3 separate regions of the Homo sapiens genome follow, and regions 2 and 3 are each linked to region 1. The links are chromatin loops, found by intact Hi-C in ENCODE. Cell type or tissue: endothelial cell of umbilical vein. All regions are shown on one strand.

Evidence for each region. Peaks named below come from ENCODE experiments on the same cell type or tissue, not always from the same donor. Only the 100,000 strongest peaks of a DNase experiment are listed, where the experiment ranks them.
Region 2: a loop joins it to region 1, with 15 times the contacts of the local background. A loop is called at or near these places in 2 of 110 quality-filtered maps.
Region 3: it touches region 1 in a loop (10-fold over the local background); 2 of 110 quality-filtered maps call a loop at or near these places.

Annotation. Positions count from the first base shown.
Region 1 is chr18:25,513,457-25,521,456 of GRCh38, forward strand. No RefSeq gene overlaps it. Among named protein-coding and RNA genes, the nearest start is that of ZNF521, 170 kb to the left of the region's middle. RefSeq lists an enhancer at 5,357-5,526. In endothelial cell of umbilical vein, no CTCF peak of the experiment used is centred here; a DNase peak (open chromatin) is centred at 4,865; H3K27ac peaks cover 3,014 bases.
Region 2 is chr18:25,224,990-25,232,989 of GRCh38, forward strand. ZNF521 (zinc finger protein 521) reads right to left here. Exons shown (of 8, transcript NM_015461.3): 4 at 1-2,708. Among named protein-coding and RNA genes, the nearest start is that of ZNF521, 120 kb to the right of the region's middle. RefSeq lists enhancers at 3,381-5,031, 5,953-6,072. In endothelial cell of umbilical vein, no CTCF peak of the experiment used is centred here; DNase peaks (open chromatin) are centred at 3,612, 4,332 and 6,142; H3K27ac peaks cover 5,425 bases.
Region 3 is chr18:25,827,287-25,835,286 of GRCh38, forward strand. No RefSeq gene overlaps it. Among named protein-coding and RNA genes, the nearest start is that of SS18, 260 kb to the right of the region's middle. RefSeq lists enhancers at 311-812, 813-1,312. In endothelial cell of umbilical vein, a CTCF peak has its summit at 4,942 (motif pointing left); DNase peaks (open chromatin) are centred at 3,705 and 4,905; H3K27me3 peaks cover 480 bases.

The sequences.
Region 1 (8,000 bases):
ATTATTCCACAATAAACCATTCACACTTCTAACTCTATCCCAGCACCTGCTTCTTGGAGAATCCAAACTATGATATGGAGGGGCAGGGCCAAACAAATCCAATGGGAACCAGGGAGCTGTTCTCCTGGAGGATTTGTCTGATACAAAACTTTCCTGAGAACCTTTGTCTCCAGCTCCTGCCCCACAGAAAGAAACATGCAAGGAGCTCCAACTTCTCCCTGAAGTTGCAGATTCAGACAACTCTGATGATGGGACCCCAAGGCTTCTGAACAGATGCTGCCTAAGCTCCAAACCTCATTTTCTAGTCTCTGCTTACCTATATTTCTAAGCTTTTATTTATCCCTCTTTCTTCTATTCCTGATTTCCTGGTTCCTAAAACCCTTGGCTTTGGGATCATGATCTCCATTGTCCAATGACCTTCTCTGTGTGCTTCTTCCCCACATCTCAGGGCTGGTCTATTTGCCTGGTCCAATCTCACTACTACTGGTTTCCCCTGCCTGAACTACCTCCAAGATCCTTCCAGTCTTACTCTTTAGAATGAAGTGCCCGGTTCCTACTTCTACCTATGACCCCTTGCTGTTCAGTCCCTGTGAGCCTTTCTGAAATCAGTTTTTTGTTTTTTGTTTTTGAGACAGAGTCTCGCTCTGTTGCCCAGGCTGGAGTGTAAAGGCAGGATATCAGCTCACTGCAACCTCCACCTCCCAGGTTCAAGCAATTCTCCTGCCTCAGCCTCCTAAGTAGCTGGGATTACAGGTGCCCACCACTACGCCCAGCTAATTTTTGTAATTTTAGTGGAGTCGGGGTATCACCATGTTGGTCAGGCTGGTCTCGAACTCCTGATCTCAGGTGATTCACCCACTTTGGCCTCCCAAAGTGCTGGGATCACACTGAAATCAATTTTAACCAAACTCCTAGTCAGGCCTTTCCTGGCCTAACTGATCCTATAACATTGGAAATTCTAATTTTTACACTGACTGCCAGACCCGGAGAAGAAAAGGAACAATGTCTTTGCCTTTCTTCTCCATGCAACACCTCACATAATTGCATGTACTCCCTATAGACTTGCAACAAATCCTTTCAGAAGCATTACGTGGCATTTCTAAGCATCAAATGTGATTTGTATTGACTTAAGTCATGCTTCATGTATTGACATGAAGTCCATGCTTCAAAAACCAATTATTTATTAATCATTAACTCAGTCCTTACTATAAGCCAGCCCTTAGTCACTTCCAAACAAGAAGACTCCCAAAGTGGTACATATGTAGAGTTGGGTTGTTTAGTTGTTTGTTTGCTTTGCCACTCCCTGAATTTCTTTATGATACTTTATGTAGACCTTTTAATGTTCTCTGCTATTCATTTTTAAGTTGGTGGTTCAATTAGTACTACTTCCTTGTGGAAAAAGTCATAATATTATTTAAATTGACATAATCAAGGACATTTTTAGGACAATGACCCCAAACGTGGCCCATTTTATTGTTCTTTTCTCCTCATTGTTCCTATTTTCTATCTCACATTTATATTCTGTCATCTTGTTTTCTTCTAGAAAATCTAAGTTTAGAGAAAGAAAGTATCTTCTTTTGACTATCATTATGATGTTTGCTTTTTTTTTTTTTCTTTTAAGGAGCTAAGCCTCTATAGTTTGGTGAAACCAAAATTTTAAAGTTAGAAAAAAAAGAAGAAAAATCAACTCTAAGTGCAATCTTCCAAATATATAGAGAGAGCTTAAACCATCTGATATCACAAGCTCACTGTCTAAATTAACCTGACTTTACTATTCCTGGAAATTCTTGCCTAGGAAGACAAAGTTGTCAGTAATTTTACTGTTTCTTTCAAGTATTTCTCCAAAATCCTTTTTTTCCCCCAGATGATAGACTACTAGCCTCCTCAATTAGCCCTTATTAGAGTAAGTACCTCATTCTCAGGGTTCATCAAACAAATATTTACTCAATATTGTCCTAGAAATTCTTACCGTCTATGTAATCCTAAATGATTACATCCCCAAGCCTGCCCAACTGCAATTAGATCACCCTCCCCAGCCAATCCCCTCCATGTCAATACACCCACATAACTCCCCTGACCCCCAAAACCTCATATGCTTCTCACTTTTGTCCTTCCTGCTCAGAGATGCTACTAAGACTCAGCTTTGCTTGATCATGGGTTATTTTGGTATTTTTTCAGGGAATCACCAGTCAACAGCCACCAATATTTAATGGGTACCTAGCACTGACCTACATTTTGTAGGCACATAATAAATAGTCTAGTGGGTAAGAAGGATACATAAAAATCCATAATTTTAGGCAGAATCAAGTAAATGCTTTCATAAATGCGTGAACAGCCCATCCTGATGGAACTCACCAAAGGATCTGCTAGCACTTTTTAGAGGAAGTGATCATGGAATTTAGGGTGTTGTAAAGGCTAACTTGCAACCTTCTGGAGGCTTACACCTTGTAGTGACTTTCTTTTAATTCTCAGATAACTTCTGGAGATTCCTATGGCCACTTTAATTAGAAACAACATGAAATAAGTCCAAAATTTCATCAGTTGCTCTAATCCTTGATACTGTGGTGATGAATTTTTGGGGGCTCCCTCAAAGAAGAAAATAGGATTCAAGCACACTCACACACACGCAGACACACATGCACACACAAACATATATATATACACACACACACATATATATACACACACACATATATATATACACACACACATATATATACACACACATACACACATACGTATACATATATATACATATCTCAAGGAGGCAGAACCTACCTATCTGCCAGGGCCATCCTGCTCTTTCTACAGCCTGTGGACCTGCAGACCATCTTCCCAGCCATCTGGTGGAATCTTAGTCCTAAGACAAGGCACGATGTTTCGTGGTCAGTCACCCATGCTTCCTGCAACCTACTCCGACAGTGAAAAAACACACCAAAGCACTTGTTTAAACAAAGCTTACTGAAACAGAACTCTGATGGTCCTCTAATATATTTTTTCATGGGGTTTGGTTGGGGGATGGTGGAGCTGGTGGTATAACCAATACGTTTTGGTAAACATGAAGCAAATTAAACAAAATGAGGCTTTTGTTCCCATGGTAATTGTATAATTTTCTCTTAAGGAAAGTATGGATTTTGTTTGTGCAGCTGACAATTACTGTTGAAAGTACAGTGTGGCCTGCTATTAGTTTTCTGAAGATGGTCCCAATCCAAGAATGTTTTGAGAATATTCTATTAGCCTAAACAGAAGCTATTCCCATTAGAAATAAATATTCTGGCCACATCCTAATTACACTTTTAAAATTAAAAAAAAAAGGCATTCGTGTGTTCATAGTAACTGTATTTCTACATTGTCCACAAAAAAATATCAACCTGATTTCCAATGAGTTAATAAAGTTTCAGTGTCTTGCAGTGATTCAGCTTAACTTTGTTGAGAAGTAGTCCAAGTATGTGGAGAAACAGCAGGTGCTGGAAACAAAAGCCTCTTTCTACCCTTTGTCAAGATAACAAGATTCAAAGAGTCTCATACAATGACCAAAAGTTGATCAGGGCCATAGTCATCCTATCAGGAGAGCATAGGAGCCACCTTCTACCTCATTAGCACTGTTTATCTCATATCGTGTTAGCATTCATTTTCAGTAATATGATATAAGAATGTAATGATGTATAAGTGTTTTTTAATGTTGTGTAAGTGAAAACAGGTGGGTAATTTACCATGGGCTCCATGCAGATTGGAGCTGGCATTTCACAAAGAGAACACTGAGCTATTTTTTTTTTTTTGGTAAGTATTTTTTTTTTAGCCTGGGTCAGATTTCAACAACCATGGTTTTTAAAGTCACTTAGTCATGTCTATACGAGGCATGACACCACAGATCTGTGAACCCAAAGCAAAAATCAAGAGAGTTATTTACCAGGGCTGAATGCCTCAACCAACAACAAGCATGCTTATATCGTTAACTTTCGTTCAGTATGGAAGCGAAGAGGGGACAGCAGTTTAAACAAGGTATCACGGGTATTCAAAGAAGCCCATAATTAGAGTACAAGCTGCTGATTAGAGCACTGGCCCTGCCTAGATACCTGGCCGCTGAGCTAATGGACAATTCTTTATGCAGAAGTCAGGAGTGTTACTTTATAAGAGTTATGATGAACATCGGGTGGCATTGATTAGTCCCTGCTTTTCCCAGGAAGTTAGAAAGAATTTGTATACCTCTACATCTTTTTATAAAATACTCAGGTGACATTCCTGTTGCCAAGATATCAATAATCTGAATTAATTTCATCATCATCAATACTAGCTGAGCTAATAAAGCTGGAGAAGCCAGGTGTCTTCATGCCTTTTTCTAGGACAAGTGTTACTCAGAGTCTCCCATGACTATTTGCTGATGAAAGGTTATAATAGATTTAATAACGTCTGAGAAAGTAAAGAGCTAATTTTGTAAGTGAAAGTGAGATGCTTCTTTCTACCCCAAACGTTTGTAGAGACAGCACTTTTTATTTTCCAGATTTTCTACTTTCCCATTTTAATATTGAAATAGAAGAAAAATGTTCCCCACCAAGTGCATTTCTGCAGCCTTGTTCTGTGTCTCACGTTGCCTGTCAGTCTGTGATACTACATTCCACAATGCCCTGCGGGAGAAAGAAATTGTGTCCAGACGCAGCCATGGGAATGGAATTTCCCATACCTTGAGAGTGACCTCCAATTTGACCTTAAAATTAAAAACTTGTTTGTGAACTCCTGAGAGGGAAAAAGAAGTATATAACAGTAGCTGCTGTTTAAAAATATAATTGGCAAGCATAGTATAGAAACAACACATGAGTCAATCATGGGCTCCCTTAGATCCCAACAACTCACAGCCCAGATTTCCTGTGTTTTCCTGCCCATGAATGGGGTGAACCACCCGTGTAAACATCCAGGAGGGAAAAGAACGATTCCTTTCTAATCCCCATTTGCACTGGTAACTTTTCCCCAGTGTTTGTTTAAGAACTGGCATCTCTCACTCATTCAGTCACAGTCTGAGAATTTGTCATCAGGCTCATTTGTGCTTAAGAGCACAGATTGGAGCTTTGGCACCAGAAAAGGCTTGAGTCTCAACTCTACCACTTGCCAGCTGTGTGACCTCAGTTTCCTGATCTGTAAAATGGTGATAAACAGTGATACAGTAGTCCCCCTTATCAGTAGGGTATATGTCCCAAGATCCCCAGTGGATACCTGAAACCACAGATAGTACCAAGCCCTATACTATGCATACATACCTAAGATAAAGTTTAATTTATAAATTAGGCAAAGTAAAAGGTTGACAACACTCACTAATAATAAAGTAGAACAATTATAACAATATACTGTAATAAAAGTTACATGAATGTGGTCTCTGTCTCTCTCTAAATACTGTAATATTTTCAGACCATGGTTGACGTTAGGTAACTGAAACCATGGAAAGTGAAACTGCAGAAAAAGGGGAACTACTGTATGTACCTAAGACGGTTGTTTTGAGAAGAAAAGTTTATATACTGGTACCTCATTTCACTAATAGTCTATGTCATGAATTTTTCTTCTTATGGAAATTGCCGAATGACTATTATTCCTTATGATCAAGAGAGTTTTAGATGCTGTATCCATTTCTGCCCTATGAGAAAATGATGAACAAAAAGGTATGTTACTAATGTCGTCAACAATATATCACATTTCACAGTTTATGGATGTATTCACATCACATTATTTAATCCTTGCAATAATCCTGTTATTAATCTTTGGATGGCTATTATTGCCTGTATTGTCCAGATGACATATTACTACCTCTATTTATGTATTGAGAGGTAAAGTCCAAACATTGTAAGGGACTTATTCAAGTTCAGATATTGTCTGTACAACTAGACTATGGATTTGAGAACAGCCCTGCCTTAGGAAGTCCTTTGCCATTTCAGTTACAGCAGGTGGACAAAATAAAAGTATTTGCTGTGAATTCTATTTTTTATTTTTATTCTTTATTTATTATGACTATTATTTTGAGATGGAGTCTCACTTTGTTGCACAAGCTGGGGTGCAGTGGTGGGACCTTGGCTCACTGCAACCTCCACCTCCTGGGTTCAAGCAATTCTCCTACCTCAGCCTCTTGAGGAGATGGGACTACAGACACACATCACCATGTCTGGCTAATTTTTTGTTTGTTTGTTTGTTTTTTGAGACAGAGTCTCGCTCTGTTGCCCAGGCTGGAGTGCAGTGGCGCAATCTCGGCTCACTGCAAGCTCCGCCTCCCGGGTTCATGCCATTCTCCTGCCTCAGCCTCCTGAGCAGCTGGGACTACAGGCACCCGCCACCACGCCCAGCTAATTTTTTTGTATTTTTAATAGAGACGGGGTTTCACCGTGTTAGCCAGGATGGTCTCGATCTCCTGACCTCGTAATCCACCCACCTCGGCCTCCTAAAGTGCTGGTGGGATTACAGGTGTGAGCCACCGTGCCCGGCCACATCTGGCTAATTTTTATTTTGTATTTTTAGTAGAGACAGGGTTTCATCATGTTGGCCAGGCTGGTCTAGAACTCCTGGCATCAACTGATTTGCCCGCCTTGTCCTGGATTTGCCTCCAGGATGCTGCAATTGATAGGGAACATAGGGGTATGTGATTGCTTGACTTGTTTCTTGCTCTACTGAAATTTCCATCTTGTTGAAAGTAAAGAAATATTAATACAGTCTAGCCCGAAGAGAGTAGATTTTCCTAATTTTCCAGACTCCAAAACAACAGTTTCTTTAATCCCAGCTAGACAGCCAGCCACAGCTGATGGGCGAGGTTCGTTACCAACACAGGTGCAGCCAATCCATTGCATGGCCAATCACAGTGACTTTTTCAAGAACTTAAACTAGTAACACAGGCATTAAGGAAGTTGGATGCTGAGTCAGGCTACCATAAGAATAATAAATAAAATGCAAGGACTCCGTTGATGAGATCCAAAAATATGTCCTGCTTCTTATCTGTCCTTATGATAAACCTCTTTTACTTAAACTAGCTGATTTGCAACAAAACCATCTTTGAATCAGAACTCATCTGCTGAAGGAATCAGCTGGGAGGGAATATTGTGGGCTTGAGGAATCAGTTGAGGGTTCATTAAAGAGGGAGGCAAAGCCAGTGTGGGTTACAGGAGTAACCCACTGCACCCTGCCTTTGCTGGGAATTCTAAGCTAATTATCTACCACTGACAATCAAATCGAAGACCTGGGTCATGCACGGTCTATCATGCTAGTGACTAGTAAACATTTCCATGTCAGCCAAGGAAGCATTATTATTATTATTATTTTTGTTTGTTTCTTTGATGTTCTTGTATGTTGCAATATTTTGAGATGGTTTGCTAAAAGTCGGATTTATTTGTTGTTGTTTTTGTTTGTTTTCTTCTTTTGCCTCAATGAAGAACTGCTGGTGGACTCAACTCTTCACTAGATGACATAGGCCTGCATAGCAAAAGGCCAGGTTGTCTTGGGTTATCTAAGTTATGAAAAAAAAAATTGTTTTTTGCATACAAAGTGATAGACATTAAAGTTTTCAAAAGGTTGAAAGAGTTGTTTTTACCTGTATTTCATGCTGCTTAATAACTGCTTTAACCTGTTGATACAGAACTGAATTATCCTAATCTCCTATTTAATTGAAGACTAGCTATGTGTCCAGAACTCTGCAAGAAACCATGAAGCATATTTTTTCTTTAAATGACACAACATGGTTTCTGCCACAAGGTGCTGAAAATCTAGCAGACATAAAATTCTTCTTGAAGTCTTCCAGACACTTTCAAGAACAATACAACACAAAATATAATTAAATGTGATACTGTGTTTTATAAATGGCAAACATTACGGGAGTTAGAGAAGCCAACAGTGGACTGCAGCAGCCAGGGAGGGAGACAGGAAACCTGTCCTACTTTCACCTGCTCCATTCATCTCCTAGTCCAGAAAGGGTACTCCAAGTACTAAAGACCACTATATTTTGCTATAATACATCTAGTCAAATATATCACATT
Region 2 (8,000 bases), 290 kb before region 1:
TTCAGTAAGAGTTAAAAGGGAGGGAAACCGCTCTCCGCAAATAGGGCACATGTAGTGTTTGACAGGGCCTAGGTGGGTCTGCATATGTTCCCGGAGGCCATTTTCGGAGAAGAAGGTTCGAGAGCACACGTTGCACTTGTAATTCCCTTTAATGAGCTCAGCTTTCTTTTTCACGATGGCACTTTCTCCAGGTCTGATGTTGTGGTCTCGGAGCTGGTGATTCTGCAGCAAAGTTTCCATAGTGTAGGCTGCCCCACAAATGTCGCAGCCGTACATAGGCTCAGAGGTGTCAACGTCTTCTTCGCTCCCATCGTGACTGTTGTGGGACTCCTGGCTGTTGGTCAGCAAAGTCTGCAGCTCCACTTCCTCTTTCTGCACTTGCTCGGAAGCTCCATTTGTTCCACAGTTGGGTGTCTTGGTTTCGAATACACAGTGTTTTTCTCGCAAGTGTTTTTCTAACAAAATGATCGCATGGAAGGCTTTGCTACAGAACTTGCAGTTGTACTTCTTACTGTGAGTGGTGATGTGGCATTGCAGCTCCACCTCGGTGCCAAAGGACTCACCGCAGAAAATGCACTTATGCACTTTCCCTTGGTTTTCCAGGTGGTTGTGTTTCACATGGAGCTGCAAGTCAGTTTCGTTGCGGAAGTCCCAGTTGCAAGATGTGCACCTATAGACTTTCTTTTCGTTACTGTGCTTCACAGCCAAGTGGAGCTGAATGGAGACTTTTGAGTCAAAAACTTCCTGGCAGAGGGTGCAGCGAAAGAAGACAAAGGTGTGCATGTCCAGCAGGTGTTTCTGAAGGTCATCCACTGATGTGAATTGCTTGTCACAACTCTCACAGATGTAATACGTTGAAGTGATCATAAAGTGAATGGTAACATGCTTCAGCAAGGATTCTTGGTTGGGGAATTCCTTGTTGCACTGAGGACAGGTCAATTTTGGAAGCACAGTGTCGAGATGAGTTTTTAGGTGAGTCTGAAAGCTGTCTAGGGATGTGTACTTAGCACCACATTGATTACAGATATATTCTCCAGTGGGACGTGCAGGTGCACCTCCTACTGCCTGCATCATCTTAAGAGATGTCTGCTCTATGGCCACAGGAGATAGGGGGCTTAAGGCCCTGGATTTCTTCCCATTGTGGATATAATTCAGGGCCAAGGGAATGTTTTTATGATTCTCTTTGATATGCTTGTTCAGTTTAAGAACGCTGTTGAATATTGGCGAATTTGTACAATAGGAACAAGAATAGACTTCTACTACTGGTTCTTTGGGAGTCCCAAGCACTGGAGACCCAAATCGGGAGCCACTGAGGTCACAATGAACCTGTCTAATATGCTCTTCCAGGGAAGAGTCAGTGAGAAACCCCATATAGCAATGGGGACAAAAGAATGCATTACTATCTTTAGCTGCAGGGTTTGCAAATCCATGAGAACATCGGATGTGTTCCTGAAGAGTGTTGAGGTCGTTGACAACTTCGGAACAGAAGTTACACTGGTAGACAATGGCAGGCATGGCAGAAACAATCAGACCTGGGTCCTGAGCTTCATGCACTTGCTTAAGATGTTCATTTAGGTTATAGAGTGAGGGCAGGACCTCCAAGCAATACTGACAAATATGGGCCTGTTCTGGCTTATCTAAGTGCATAGTTTTCAGGTGAATCTGCAGAACTGCAAGACTTGAAAATAATTGTTTGTTGCAGTAAATACAGCTGTAGGTAACTTTTGCTTGTTTACTCGAGGGACCAGTCATGTCAGGGGTTTGTTGAGCGGCCCTCTTCCTCCCTCGACTCTTTGGGATTGGCGGGGCAGCTTCCACCATGGTTGAGCTGTCCACTGAGAGGTTGGAATCTGGAGTCGTACTGGACACGGAGGTATAGCCCACCGTGACCAGGGAAGGGCTGTTGCTGTGATTGCATGACTCCGGTTGCTGGTGACTGTCCATGTGGCTGTACAGTTCCTCAACTGTGTGGAAACTCTCAGAACAAATGCTGCATGAGTTCTTCTTCTCCCCGCTATGCACCTGCTCCATGTGGTTCATGAGGGAGGTCTCCTCTACGAAGAGCTCGTGGCAGTAGACACACTGGAGGGCCGCTCGGTCCTCATTTGGGGAGCATTCGGGGTGGCACTCTGCAATGTGTTTTTGGAGGTCTTCCGGGAAGTCAAAGCCTTCCTCACACTGACTGCACTTCTGAGTGTCCTTCATCTTCCAGTCCTCCATCCTGGAACCGGACTGAGAGCCGTCCTTGTTCCTCTCATGAACCTGCATGTGTCCGTGTAAGGAACTAGAGGACAGAAACCCACGGCGACAAATGGCACATTTATATGGCTTGTTGGACGTGTGAGTCTTTAAGTGGATCTTCAAGTGATCACTTCTGGAAAACGCAGCATCACATTCACTGCAGTGGTACTTCTTGTCCCCGGTGTGGAGTTTTATGTGGCGATCTCGGCTGCGCTTGTGTTTGAACAGCCTACTGCAGTAGGTGCATTTGAAAGGCAGTTTGTCACTGTGACTCTGCTCATGGTGCTTTAGGTAGCTGAGGCGGCTAAACGACTTGTCACAGAATTGACACGGGTATGGAAGCCCAGGGCCACCTTCTTCCTCTCCAAAATCGCAACCTTCTCCATGGCTAGGGGAAGTCTGATCCTTGCTAGAAGGTGAGGAAGCTGGCCAAGAGCAAGTCGGATCATCTTCAACATCCACTCCATCTGCAACAAGAAGCAATGACAAATTTCATCTGACATGTTGAGATTCAAGAGTGAGTTTACCGTAGCATTTCAACCAGCACGCAGAGTTGGGCCCTCTTGAATCTTTCAAGAAAAAACAAAATGAAAAGAGAGAATATTTGAGTGAGACATTTTCAAATCTGAGCCCAAAGCAGTTATTCTGCATTTACTTTTTGTTGAGTTGTAAAATATAAGAGGATATTAAATAGTTCTATGTCTAAATTACCCTTTTATTACTTTTTATCATTCTTCCTTAGAAGCAAGGTATATATTACACATTGACAATTTTATTAAAATGCAGATTTTAATATATTTAATGTTTCTTTTGTATTCCTTCTAAAATGATTTGCATATTATGTGAGCATCTGAAGAACCAAATGAAAAGAGGAAATATTACGGGAATGATTTAAAATTAATGCAGTCAACCCAGATGTCTAATATTTAATAAAAAATTCCCTCTGCATTTTGCTTGTTTTTATATAAAAAGGCAATTCTGCAGACCAAAATCTGTTACGGGGTTCTTATTGATACAGACCTTATTGCTTTCAGCAAAAAAATATTAAAAAGTAAGCACATGAAAGAAGACAGAAAACACAATAATAATTATGTCTTGTGTAATGAAAGATAACCAGGATTTCTTCAATAACTGAAATTCGAATTCCATAGGCCAGAAAATGGATTATTAAATGTTAGAAGGGTACTGCTAGATATTACATGTAGCTAGGATCAGCTAGGATCAAGAAAAAATGAGAGTTTCACAAGGGCCAGATTTTAATAGTGTATTTTGTTTGGAAAGTTCAAGAGGTGGCCCACCATATCTTCCTTTTGCAAAAGCTTCAGCAGCCTGAACTTCCTTAGCTAAACAGGACCTGCACTTTGAGGTGAGCAGAGACAAAGCAACTTGTGAAAAACTGGAAACAGGAAAAGTGATAAATGATTATGGTAAATGCTGAAAGATTTATGAGTGACAAAAAGAAGACAAACAAGACTGAGAGCCAGATATAAACTTAGCAAGTTATCCATAAAGGAATGTTACCTTATATTAGGTGATTTTAAAAACTATGTTCTTAGCAAACGTGCACTGTTATTTCTGTTGCTTTCTTGATATCCAAGTGGAAAATAAGACCATCTCAAAGCAGGTTGTGAAACCTCTTTTTTGCTTTTCATAACCTATTATTCAAGATCAGAAGAAACTTTAAAAGCTTTCCACTCTCCAAAGGAGCACGATTTTTCAAAAAAACACACAAGTAAAGACCATGGAGTGGAGCTGGTGGGGATAGTGTTTCAGTTAGAATAAGAGGCTCAGTTAGAGCATTATTAGAATATTCTAATGGTATTCAATTAGAGTATGTTCAAATAAGTTTTTAAATTCTTCAAAGCTGAAGTTCACTAGCAAGCTAAATGATTAATATAAAAGTAGAAACTGGTGAGCATTATGTAAACGAATTCCATGTCTGCTTTCTTTAAGGTAACAAGATTTTACTAGATTGTCAGCCTCTTCCTTATCCACAGGAAACAGATGAGGATCATTCCTTTCCTGCATCTAGAAACTGATGACAACACCATCTCACTATCAATGCCAGATGGCAACCCTCTCACTCTGAGAAAACAACCAAACACCATTCCTGGATCCTTGCCCACTGCAACAAAGCTTCGCCATACAAGTTGAAAACCGCATGATTTTGCATCCTCATTTATAGGACTCTATAACCCAACATGTTTCCAGCATAAGAAAGGGTCTGATGGATGTGGATGTGATTTATACTTAAAGTGAATACACCAGGAACATATGCAGATAAACTCAACTCACCACTCAACATACAAAAAAAAAAATTTAACTAAAAGCAAAAAAACTCAATAATGATCTAGTTTTCCCCTTAAAAAAGTGTTGTCACCTAAAGCTAATATACCTGAAACAAATCAAGGTTTCAAATATTTACCCTAATTGAAAAAAAAGGCCATCTATTAAATGTACTCAACATTCTAGGTAAAATCTACCACATTTCACATTTATCTTTTAGGCTTAAATCCTGCTATTTCATTTAAAAAATATTTTCAAACACATCTTCTCATTTATACATTTGGGGAAAACAGTGAATCAGAATTTGTAATGCATCCAGCCTAGAAGGATGTAACTATTGAGCTTGAAAATTGAGCAAGTGAATTTATAATTAAATTGCAGATTGTGTCCAGGTATGATATATTTTTTACAAATACATAAAGAATTATAGAGCAATGGACCATTATAAAAATTATGCAATCCCTAACACCAGGCTTAATTCAGGTTCTTGTCTGTGGTCCATGCCTGACTATATCTATTATATAACTGTTCTCTTAAGCTTGTAAATTTCAGTGACACGTCAAGTGAGCTGAAGGTTAGGATCAAGGTTTTAACCAGGATTCAAGAGAGCAGAAACCTTTTCTTTCTTCTCTCCAGTCCCCATTACTTGTCTTTGTAAAGGAAATTACACAACACCCCCTCTAGAAGTCATAAGGCGTGGGGATTGAGCAGAAGTAAATAGTTTGAGCAAGGAATAATACTTATAGAAAAATAAATAAAGCATCCCTGAAAGGCTGATTTCTGTTTTAAAATATAAAATGTAAAAACTCTCATTTGCCAGTACTGTAAATGGATTGTGTTCTCCAAAGAACACACAGGGACTCACTACTCCAAGCGGGTTGGTCCACACTCTTCAGGTATCAGACTCCTCCAAGACTTTTGTGGTGATGGTCTCCCCGCCAACATACTCTGAGGTCTACCTAAGACTTTGAGAGTTATCCATCCCCATTAACTTAGGCTTTTTGGCAGCCACAGTGCAAACTAAGCTTAAATGGTGAATATAGGTTTAAACGATGTCAATTTCTTTTTACACGTGGAAGAAACTGTAGAAGATTCTTTCAACTCAGGTTCCTGAATCAACTTTAACTTTTTTTCCCTTTGGCACTAAGTGCTACTTACAGGGACTGTCTTTCTGGGTGATGGCAAGTTTTCTGCATTTCAATGTGAAGTACTTAACATGTCCATGTTAAATTTTAATTTTTGAAACCAGTCTCTTCACTTGAGCTGACTCTCCGAGAGCTGTAGCTCTTACTGCCGAAAAAGCTTTGCTAGAAACCAGCTCTGTGGCCTAAAAAGTCTATTTAAAGATGCAAATGTGTGTGCATGGTTAGTGCAGATGTTTTTCTACAGCAACTGTACTTGCTGAGTTTCACCATTTCCATAAAGCACATTAAAACAAGTGTGTGAACACTCCGAGATGAAAGTCTCCAACACTCCTGAGACTTTCAGTGGAAAGTAGAGCCGCCTGACTTTTCTCCAAGCAGACAGGAATGCCCATGATTCAGCAGCCTGAGTAAATAAAAGAGGTCCTTATTTCCTAATTTCGCTGGCTGGCCACACTGCAGCAGCCTCTGTGTTTCTGCCAAAGGGGATGCAGAACTGGAACTACACCCAGCCGCTGAAGGCCTGTCTTTGTTAGCCAGCCAGGCTTTCCGGACCATCTTCTGGCAGCAGAACGGCCATATCCTGCAAGGAAGACCTCCATCTCAGGCTAGGCGCTTCTCTAGTCTGCCTAAAAGGACGAAACAACAGATTTTGCTGGGTCTGTGTTGGAGGAGGACAGCTGGAAACTCAGTTAGCAGCAGAGTAACACCTGTTCAGGCATATTTATGGGGGAAAGTGCTCACTAACAGAAAAGTGAAGTCATACCAGAAGGAGTTATTCCACAGAAAAAAGGCAACAGAACACAGAGTACCTTTGTGACGTGAGCCATCAGCCCCTCGTGTGCCAACCTGGGGAGGAGGAAGCAGAGACTGGACGTGATTTGATCCTAGCTCCTGCTGATGGACAGACAAGCACGCAAATGAGGGTCTGAGAGTCTGTTTACAGCCTGCCATTGTGGAAGAGAAATGCTGAGGGTTCTGGCCACTCGCTGGTGTTCAAGACTAATCAAATTAGCCAGAAATTAGAAAATAAGATCAAAGAGAGAGGAAGAGAATATGTGCAGAAGGGCTAGACTAATGTTAATGCTTACTTTGTTTATGATTAAGCGGGTCTTAATTTGTGTAGGACATACACTTCCTGAGGACAGGGACCAAGCCTTTCAGAAGATTGATTCCAACACTAGGGGCAATCTGAAATTATTCAAGAGAAACTAATGTAAGAAAGTAGATGAAAATACTTTCTCTGAAGTTATGGAAACTTCTGATAATGTTCTTCATAGGGCCTGGTCTGCAAGAAACTGGCTTAACAATATCCTTTTGCTACCTGAGCTTGTTCACTGCAACAGCAGAGTACCCTCTTAACTGCCCATCGGGGACTCAGTATCATGTGTGCTAGTGCCACACAGCAAGATTTCCTTAACAGGGACAGGATTTACATCAATGGTTACTTTTCAAGTGAGGAGAAGAAGCACAAATACTGATGGGTCTGATACTTGTGTAGGAACCAAAAGTCAAGATCCTGGAGTTTTATTTCTAGCTTCATAACTGACTTAGAGAGTGACCTGGCTAAGTCATTTAATCTGCCCCTACCTAGGTATTTCACCTGCAATATGAAGATAAGAATTCTTGCTACTTACCCTCTGGGGTGTTACAAAGACTAGTGAATGTTTCTAGGGCACCTTATCATGGCTGGAAGAAAAGCTGCATATGTAAACAAAAAGATTTATATGTGTTGCATGTATTTCTGTTTCCATGTGTAAGCTTCTATGAATATAGCATAAACATATTTTAATATTTTCTTTCCTTTAATGCAATCTCAGGAATATTAATTTTAAGGACTGACCCAATGGCAATCTACAGTGCCTTAAGCTTTCACAGTTGTATACGCAGCTAGCAAGAAAATAAAAGATAAATAGCTGGTGATACCTAAATGTTAATAGACCATAAATCTGTGCTTACTATGTTCCAAACATTAAATTATCAAACATGGGATATAATCTTGGGTCTTTACAGGCAGGTAACCTTGGCACAAGTGTTTTTCTATGGAATTCTGAGGCCAAGAATGCGGTTTATACCTCTCTTCTCCTTAAAACACGAGCAATACAATCATTGCATTATTTAGCAACATGGTAAGTTGATTCAGTAAATTTTTTTTTGAGGCTCAAACAATAGGGTAAGACTTGAGACCAACAAAATTTCAGGTTTCCCCCCACTTGCCTTACATAATTGTTTACTTCTGCCAGCAGGCTATAGGAGCAGTTCTGAAATTTCTTACTAAATAGAATTCACAGTACTTTTTCAGTCATTAGCTACCTGAGACACTTTAACATA
Region 3 (8,000 bases), 310 kb after region 1:
TGTCAGTAGGGCCCTGCTCTCTCTGAAGACACTGGGGAAGGATCTGCTCTCGCCTCTCTTCCAGCTCTGACAGTTTCTTGGCTTAGAACAACATAACTCCAGTGTCCACATGGCATTCTCCCTGTGTGCATGTCTGTGTCCCAATTTCCCCCGTTTATAAGGACACCAGTCATATTGGATTAGGGGCCACCCTGTTGTAGTATGACTCACCTGAACTAACTGTATCTGCAACAACTCGATTTCCAAATAAGGTCACATTCTGCAGTACAGGGGAGGGAGAAGTGTGGATTTCAACAAATAAATCTCAGGGGATGCAATTCAACCCCTAACAACATTTCTGTAATAAAGGGGTCCATCCAGGATGGGTGGAGGACCAGCTTTACCCACAATGATCCAACCTGCTCGTTCAGAGAAGGCTGAGCTTTCCACTCTGTCTCCCCCACATCACAGAGCACAGCACATAATAAATGAATGAATACTTGTTGATGGTTGATTAATGATACATTTTACTCTAAAATTTAAAAAGCTTGTGTTATCATGTTGAGATAGTTTGGGATTTGTTTGTGTGCCAGCAACAGTTCCCGTGCTTAGTAGCTAGGAAAGGTTTAAATCATTTTTGGGTCTGATATGATTAGTTAACTGTTCCCAGAGACCATGTGGAAAAAAATAGCTGGCATCCAACGCTGACCCAGCCCCCTTTGTCTCCCTCCTGGGTCCCAGAGGCAGCAGAGCTGATGAGCTCAGACGAGGTTGGCAGAGGTCACATTTGTTGAAGATCCGCGAAGAGATACCGGTGAAAGTGCGGCAGCAGAATGCAGCCATCCAGGCCTCCAGGCAGCTCAGCCCCCTCGCCCAGCCTGGGGACACACAGCTGCCCGCTCCAACCTCAGAGGGGCAAATTCCCCGACATCAGAGAAGCCGCCCTGGGCCACTAAACGGAAACCTGGCTAGCGAGGAAGCAGCTGGTCTTGGCAAACAAAAAATAATGCCCCAGGCAAAAACAAAGTAAAAGGGAGCCTGGAAAAGCTTCATTCTGAGGAGCCACTCCCTCCCTAACCCAATTTTTAAATCCAATATAAAATTCTAAGGCTATTCAGAAAACACCGTGGCAAATTCCTTCAGTCTAAATTCTCTGTGATGAGAAATTCCTAGAAGGCTTTTCCTTTCCTTTCAAAACACTGGACAATTTTCTCCAACAGTATATCTCACATTGTGGCCAGCCATCTTGTTATCTGTTACTCTTTTTGAATGTAACACAGAGAACCACAAGATCTTGTGGAATTTCATTTCTGTGTTACATAGCATTGCATTTTGAAGTAGTGTTTATTGTTTTCCTTTTATTTTTATCTCATGAAATAAACTATTCATGACAAGCTACTTTTCATTGTTAAAATTATATTTATGTATGCACATATAAATATAGCAATCTCTTATGAAATATATGTTTAATTGATTTATTAGTTTCCCACTGTGCTTAAGAACTCATGAACCTGAAATTAGCTGTGCATAATGGTTCTTCTGATAAGAACAGCGACTCTGCAGATACAAATGAAACAAAGCAAGGTGAAATTTTCAGAGAAAGATCTAGTCAAGCTGTTTAGAGGTCTAAAGCACACATTTTGTCATTCTTACTGATGACAATAATAATAGCTGAAATTGATTATTGAGTACATACTATGTGATAGGCAGTGTGCTATGCCTTTTGTACCTACCTTAATTTAAATCCTTTCAACTCCATTGACAATGATTGCTTAGAATCACTATGTGATTTAACCATCATCACAGCTAGTAATTGGGAAGAGTTGGGATTCAGACCCTAGCTCATCTAACTCTAAACCCCAGGCTTAGTTCAATATACTACATGGATTAAAATAGGGACAAACACCATTAAAACATTAATCAAAGCTTGAAAGCTATAGGCAAATATCACTGGTATATTCTTTTAGAAAGTTGATTTATAACAATAACGCTGTAAAAAAAAGATAGGCAAATTCCAAAGGGTAAACTGAGGCATGTGGCTTTTTAGAACTTACTTTGAAATACAACTGTGGATATATGAAATATCATTTTCACTCTTTTGAAGGTAAGTTCTGGAAGCACTGGAGACTTATAATGATAAAAATTACATGATAACCTTTTATGCAACAGGCTTATTGAACACAACATTAGGTGAGTGATGCTATTCTAACAAGAACTAGTCATGCTGGGCTAAATTTTCCAAGAATGCAATTTAAGCCCACAGTAAGGTGTATTATAAAATGAATGGGATACCGTGGTTCAAACACAGCCCTCCGAATGGTCCATCTGTGGACCTTATCTCACCAATTCTCATTAAACAGTGATTTCATTTCTCTCCATCATCACAAGCTCCACTCCTGGGCAGTGTTCAGCTGCCTGGCTGGTCTCACGACACATGCAAATATGAATTAAAGGCGACCGCACCACAAGACTGAGGAGAGTTCAGTAATACCCTTCCCAGTGTGAAGCACAGGGCCCCAGCCATCACAGATGGGAAAAAGAAATTGGTGGTCCCAGCAGGCCCTCTTTTTATTACCCCCTGAGGCCTCATTTGGAGCATGACTGTCACACACATGCACATGCGCACACACACACACGCACATATACACATGTACATACACATATCTAAACCACTCTACCTCCTCTTTCCATCCCAAGCACCTGTAAGGTTAAAGATGTGTTTGGACTCTACAAAAATAAAATCCCAAACCTTTACAGATACCTTGTCACAGACTCTCACTGCTCCTCGGTGATACTTGTAAAAGGAGTTATGTTTTCCTTATTATCTATATGGGGAAAGTGGAGTGTGAAATGTAAACATCTGTTTAGAGCTAGAAGGAGAGTCAAAGCCAGAATACGGGAGTGGAATTCTTCTGTCCTCTGACCTCCTACAACATGGAGTTTTTGTAACTTTCCTACAGCCCTCATTCTTTATCACAACATGATAAAGTTTCTTGTACATTCGTCTTTTCTCCCTTATGGTACAATAAGCCCTTCAGGGTGGAGAACTATTTCTGGTTCTCACCATATCTAGCAAGGTGCTCTCCAAGATTAACTGTGCAAACTCCACATACGTTTATGGATTGTAACAAGAGGGCAAACAAGATACTAACAGTTCTTGTTAGCTGGATGGAGTGGGGGAGCACTGGCAATTGTGGCAATGGTTGAGCATTAATGGGTTTCCTTTACGATATACACATTTTCCACCAAATCTTCTCACTGCTGGTCACCATGAACGGAAGACAGAAAGCACATGAGTGAAAGAGAGAAAATATACACCATGGTGATTTCTAAAGCAGCTAGTGAAGGCTGAAGTAAGGGTGAGTGTGCAAGATAGCCATTGGAAGTACTCACCCATTCAGTTCTGGGTGCCCTGTAGCCCTACCAACCAATTACAAAATATATATATTTTATATATATATTTTTTAATATATTATATATTTTATATATATTATATATTTTATATTTTATATATTTTTATATATATTATATATATATTCAGCTTGAAGGAAATCTCCTGCAAGTCACGTGTCTACTGGCTGAGATTAGTCTGACTGTGGCCCAGACAGAGGTCCAAACCAGTCCTGAACTACACAAGGCACAGCCTAGGGCTACCCATGCTTCTCATTCTGTTAAAGACCTGGACTGCAAGTCTCAAAGGCCAGCCATGTAGTGAGTCATCTGCACTTTCCAGCCCAGCCAAGCCTTGGATGGCCAGAGCCTGAGCCAAGATTACAGGCAGCAAAACTGCCCAGAGCTCTAACAATCCACAGAATCCTAATAATAAAGTGGTAGTTGTTTTTAAGACACTAACTTATGGCGTGCTTTGTTATATAGCAATAGGTAATGAGAATAGGTCATGGATTATTTGTTACATAGAATAGATAATGAGACTGATGCCTAAATAAAACAAGATTTGGGGAGGAGGACAGGGTGTTATGGGGAGGGGTGAGTGTATTTTGCACGTGGAGGGACATGAATTATTGGCAGCAGGGTGCAAACTAAGGTAATCACTCTTCAAAGATGCCCCCGCCCCCCGCAGTGAATCACGCCTCCTGTCATTCATGAGTAATATATAGTCCCTTTCCACAGAGAACGTGCGATCCAGAGAATGTGACAGAATCACTTGGAATGGCTTCCAAAGTTATGTCATAAGCAACCTTGAAGATTTTGTTCTGGGGGAAGCTGTCTAGTGTGTCACAGTCCAACTACCCTGTGACAACATGCTAAGGACAGACCCATGGAAAGAGAAAAATGTCTGGTCTGCCCTCCTCCAAGCCAGCCTTCAGCTGCAGTGCCAAACATGGGGGTGAAGAAGCCACTTGAGTCTCCTGCCTTCAACTGATTCCAGCCTCAGCTGTGTCTAACTTCAATCACATGAGACACTCCTGGCAAGAATCTTTCAGCTGAGTCCAGTCAATCCACAGAATTTGGAGAGATGATATTAAGTTGTTTTTAAGCCAATAAGTTTTGGGTTTGTTTACTACGCAGCAAAAGGTATTTGTTCAAAATATTAGGTATGTACAATGTGAATATCTCAAACCTTCTGGTTCTTTTGCATGCAAATATTTTCTGCTTTCAGCAAATGCAAAATTTGGTATGTCCTCTATATGATCAAAATGTCAACAGATCATTCCTATCCAGGTTCAGAGACCAAAAAAAAAAAAAAGTAAAGAGAAATCATTAGGCCTTGGACTTCAAGTGCCCACTTACAAGAAATTTCCCCTAGAAACCTTCTGGACTATAAACCCAGCAAATTAAAGAAGTCCCTAAATTATGTAAAAGACTATGCTGTATTGGAAAGTTGAACCAAAGGAGCAGCTGTGGAAGAACAGTTGCTAGGTTGTGTAAGGAAAAATAGTGGGCTCGGGAGCCATAGCCAGCAGTGCAGGGAATGGGGTCATGCGCCCCCATGTGGCAGCAGAACTGCCTCCCCAGCCAGGCCTTGGTTCTGTCCAGATTGCTGTCTATCTGTCTGTTACTCAGATGCAGATGCCCTCTCTCGTGGCACCCACTTATCCCCAATTTTCTCAGACATTTCTGATCTCAGACATGCACATCCATCCTAGAATTTCTTACCATATGAGATATCATTCTGTAGCTTTGTATGGAGGCATTGTGTAGGCTCTGAAGAGAGATTGACCTGATTTTGAAACCCTGCTCTGTCCCTTACTAGCTGTGAGACATGGGTAAGTTATTTCACCTCTCTGAGCCTCAGTTTCCCCATTGATAAAATGAGGATAATAATGGTGCCTATATGATGGGAATACTGAGACTATTTCATGCACAAAGAGCCTCAAATATTGAACACACTCAATGCTATGGTCTGAATGCTGGTGGTCCCCAAAATTCATATGTTGAAACCTACTCTCCAATGTGGTAGTATTAAAGGAGGGGACCGTTGGGACGTGATTAGGTCATGCTGGTTCCACTCTCATGAATGGGATTAGTGCTTCGATGCGACAGGCCTGAGGGACACAGAAAGGTAAATATCGCACATCTTCACTCATATGTGGAAGGTAAATAAGTTGATTCACAGTAGAGAGTAGAATAGTGGTTACTAGAGGCTGGGAAGGGTAGGGGAAGGCAGGGATAGGGAGAAGTTGGGTAATGGATACAAAATTACAGCTAGATAGAAGGAATGAGTTCTAGCATTCTATAGCACTGTAGGGTGACTATAGTTAACAACAATTTACTCTATATTTTCAAATAGCTGGAAGAGAGAATTTTGAATCTCCCCAGTAAGAAGAAATGATACTATTTTAGGTGATGGATAAGCTTATTACCCTAATTTGATCACTATGCAGTGCATACAAGTATTGAAATATCACACTGTAACCAATATATTTGTATAATTATGTGTCAACCAAAAATTTTTAACTGTGAAAAAAAAGAGGCCTGAGGGAGCTTGTTGGCCCCTTTCCCCATGTGAGGATACAGCTAGAATCATCATCTGTGAGAAGTGGGCCCTCACCAGACACGGAATGTACCAGCGCCTTGATCTTGGACTTCCCAGCTTCCAGAACTGTGAGCAATAAATTTCTGTTGTTTATAAATTACCCAAGCTAAGCCATTTTGTTATCGCAGTCCAAATAACCTAAGACAATTAGGTATTATCTTATTCTTTAGAAATAATGTATATTTTCCTCTCTCTTCCTCCTCCTAGGAGTTGCACATACTAAACAAATATTGCTGGAAGACACCGAGGCCCCTTTCAGCCTAATTCCCCACAGGATTGTTAGCCTGTGCCTTGGGAAGATGTAATTATTTTGCAGATAATTCATCCCAAGGGCAGAACCACTAAAGACATCTTCCCCGCCTCACCCCACCCCAGCCCTCCCTCAGCGTCCTGAGAGGTAGTGAGAAGCCAGAGAGCAAGGGAACAAGAAGCGAGCTCCTGAGCATAGTGAACCAAGGAGGAGATGAAGGACACAGGAAAGGCCCCCAGGAGGGATGGGGGAGAAGGGGATGGGAAGAAGGGAGGAGGAAGTCCCTCTGCCTATGGTGAGGGTGCTGGACCAGGGCCCACACTTCTGAGATAAACAGTGGGAGGCTTAGGCGTGGAACAGAACAGAAAAACCACTCACTTCTCAAGCCCTCCTTGAGGGCTCCACAATGGTTTGGAATACATTACTTAAATCTCAAACACAAGACATCTTGGGTCTTAGAGTGGGCGCTTGGCTAGCTAACAGCAAGACCTCTGCAGCCTGGGATATTGGGCTACAGCACAAGGGCATACTGTTATGTTTTCCACACCGTGTAAGTACAAATCAGAAAAAGTCATTTCCAGACCATACATCCTAATTTGCAAGGGTGAGCAGAAATATGCTTTGTGACCTTTTTTGCCCCAGTGAAGTCAAGCGTCTCCGATGAACATCCTTCTATAGCCTCGTGGTGCCTGGCTAAAGCAGGCGGCACTGCCCCAGGCCAGCCATGCTTGGGGAACCACCCCTGAACGCCCTGGGAACTCTGCAGAAGCTGTTGGGCAAAAGCTCCCACCTGGTTGTCACCCTTTGCTGGTCACTGCTGCCTTGCATACGTTCTATGGCTTTGCTCTGCTCCCCCGGGACCTGCAGATTTCTGGTTTACACCCAGATTGGCTGGATGTATTCAGCCTTTTTCTAGGCAATTTTCTCCTGCCTGTGCCATGACAATACCCATTCTCCTTTGCCTCCCTAAGCAGCTAGACCCTCACTAGCAAAAAAAGCATAGGGAAAAGCTGTTACACTGAAGTTCCTCCCATTGGGACAGTGATTTGGAATCGCCAAGGATTTTCACATTTTCTTTCATTTGATTCTCTCAACAGGTGTTGTTAGCTTTTTTTTTTTAGATGAGGAAACTAAGGCAAAGAAAGGTCGAATGACTTGTCCAAGGACATTCATATTGTCCAAGGTCATAGCCGGCAAGTAGCAGAGTAGGACTCAGGCTATAACTGCTGGAGACCAATGTCTAGATGAGCCACAAACTCCCTCACCCTCCTTTCCACTGGTGCTGCCACTGCCGAGGTTCAGTACATCCTCCTGTCTTGCCAGGGCAATCAATCAGCATGGTGTCCTCACCGTCTCCTGCAGTATCCCCTGACAATTGCCTGCCAGGACATTCTCCAATTACAGTTATATTATTTCTTTACTTAAAAACTTAGAAGCAGTGACACAGCAGCAACAATCACACCCAGTGACCAGATATTGGTTTTTAAATACCATTCTTCAATATATGCAACCAAGCCTCTCTGGAGAAATGGCTGATTCCAGGGCTGAGACAGGGAAGATACAACATACACAATATGAGCCTGGAGCATCTTGCAATGCCAGAAGGTAAGGAAGTGCACAAAACACACTCAGAGACACCACAGCCACAATGACAAGGGCAGGTCAAAATGACACAGGAGACAACCTCAAAGAATTCCCAATGGCCAGAGCAAGAATGATTGAAGAAACAAAATAATTAACACTAGCATTGGTTATAACCCAAAGGATATCCAA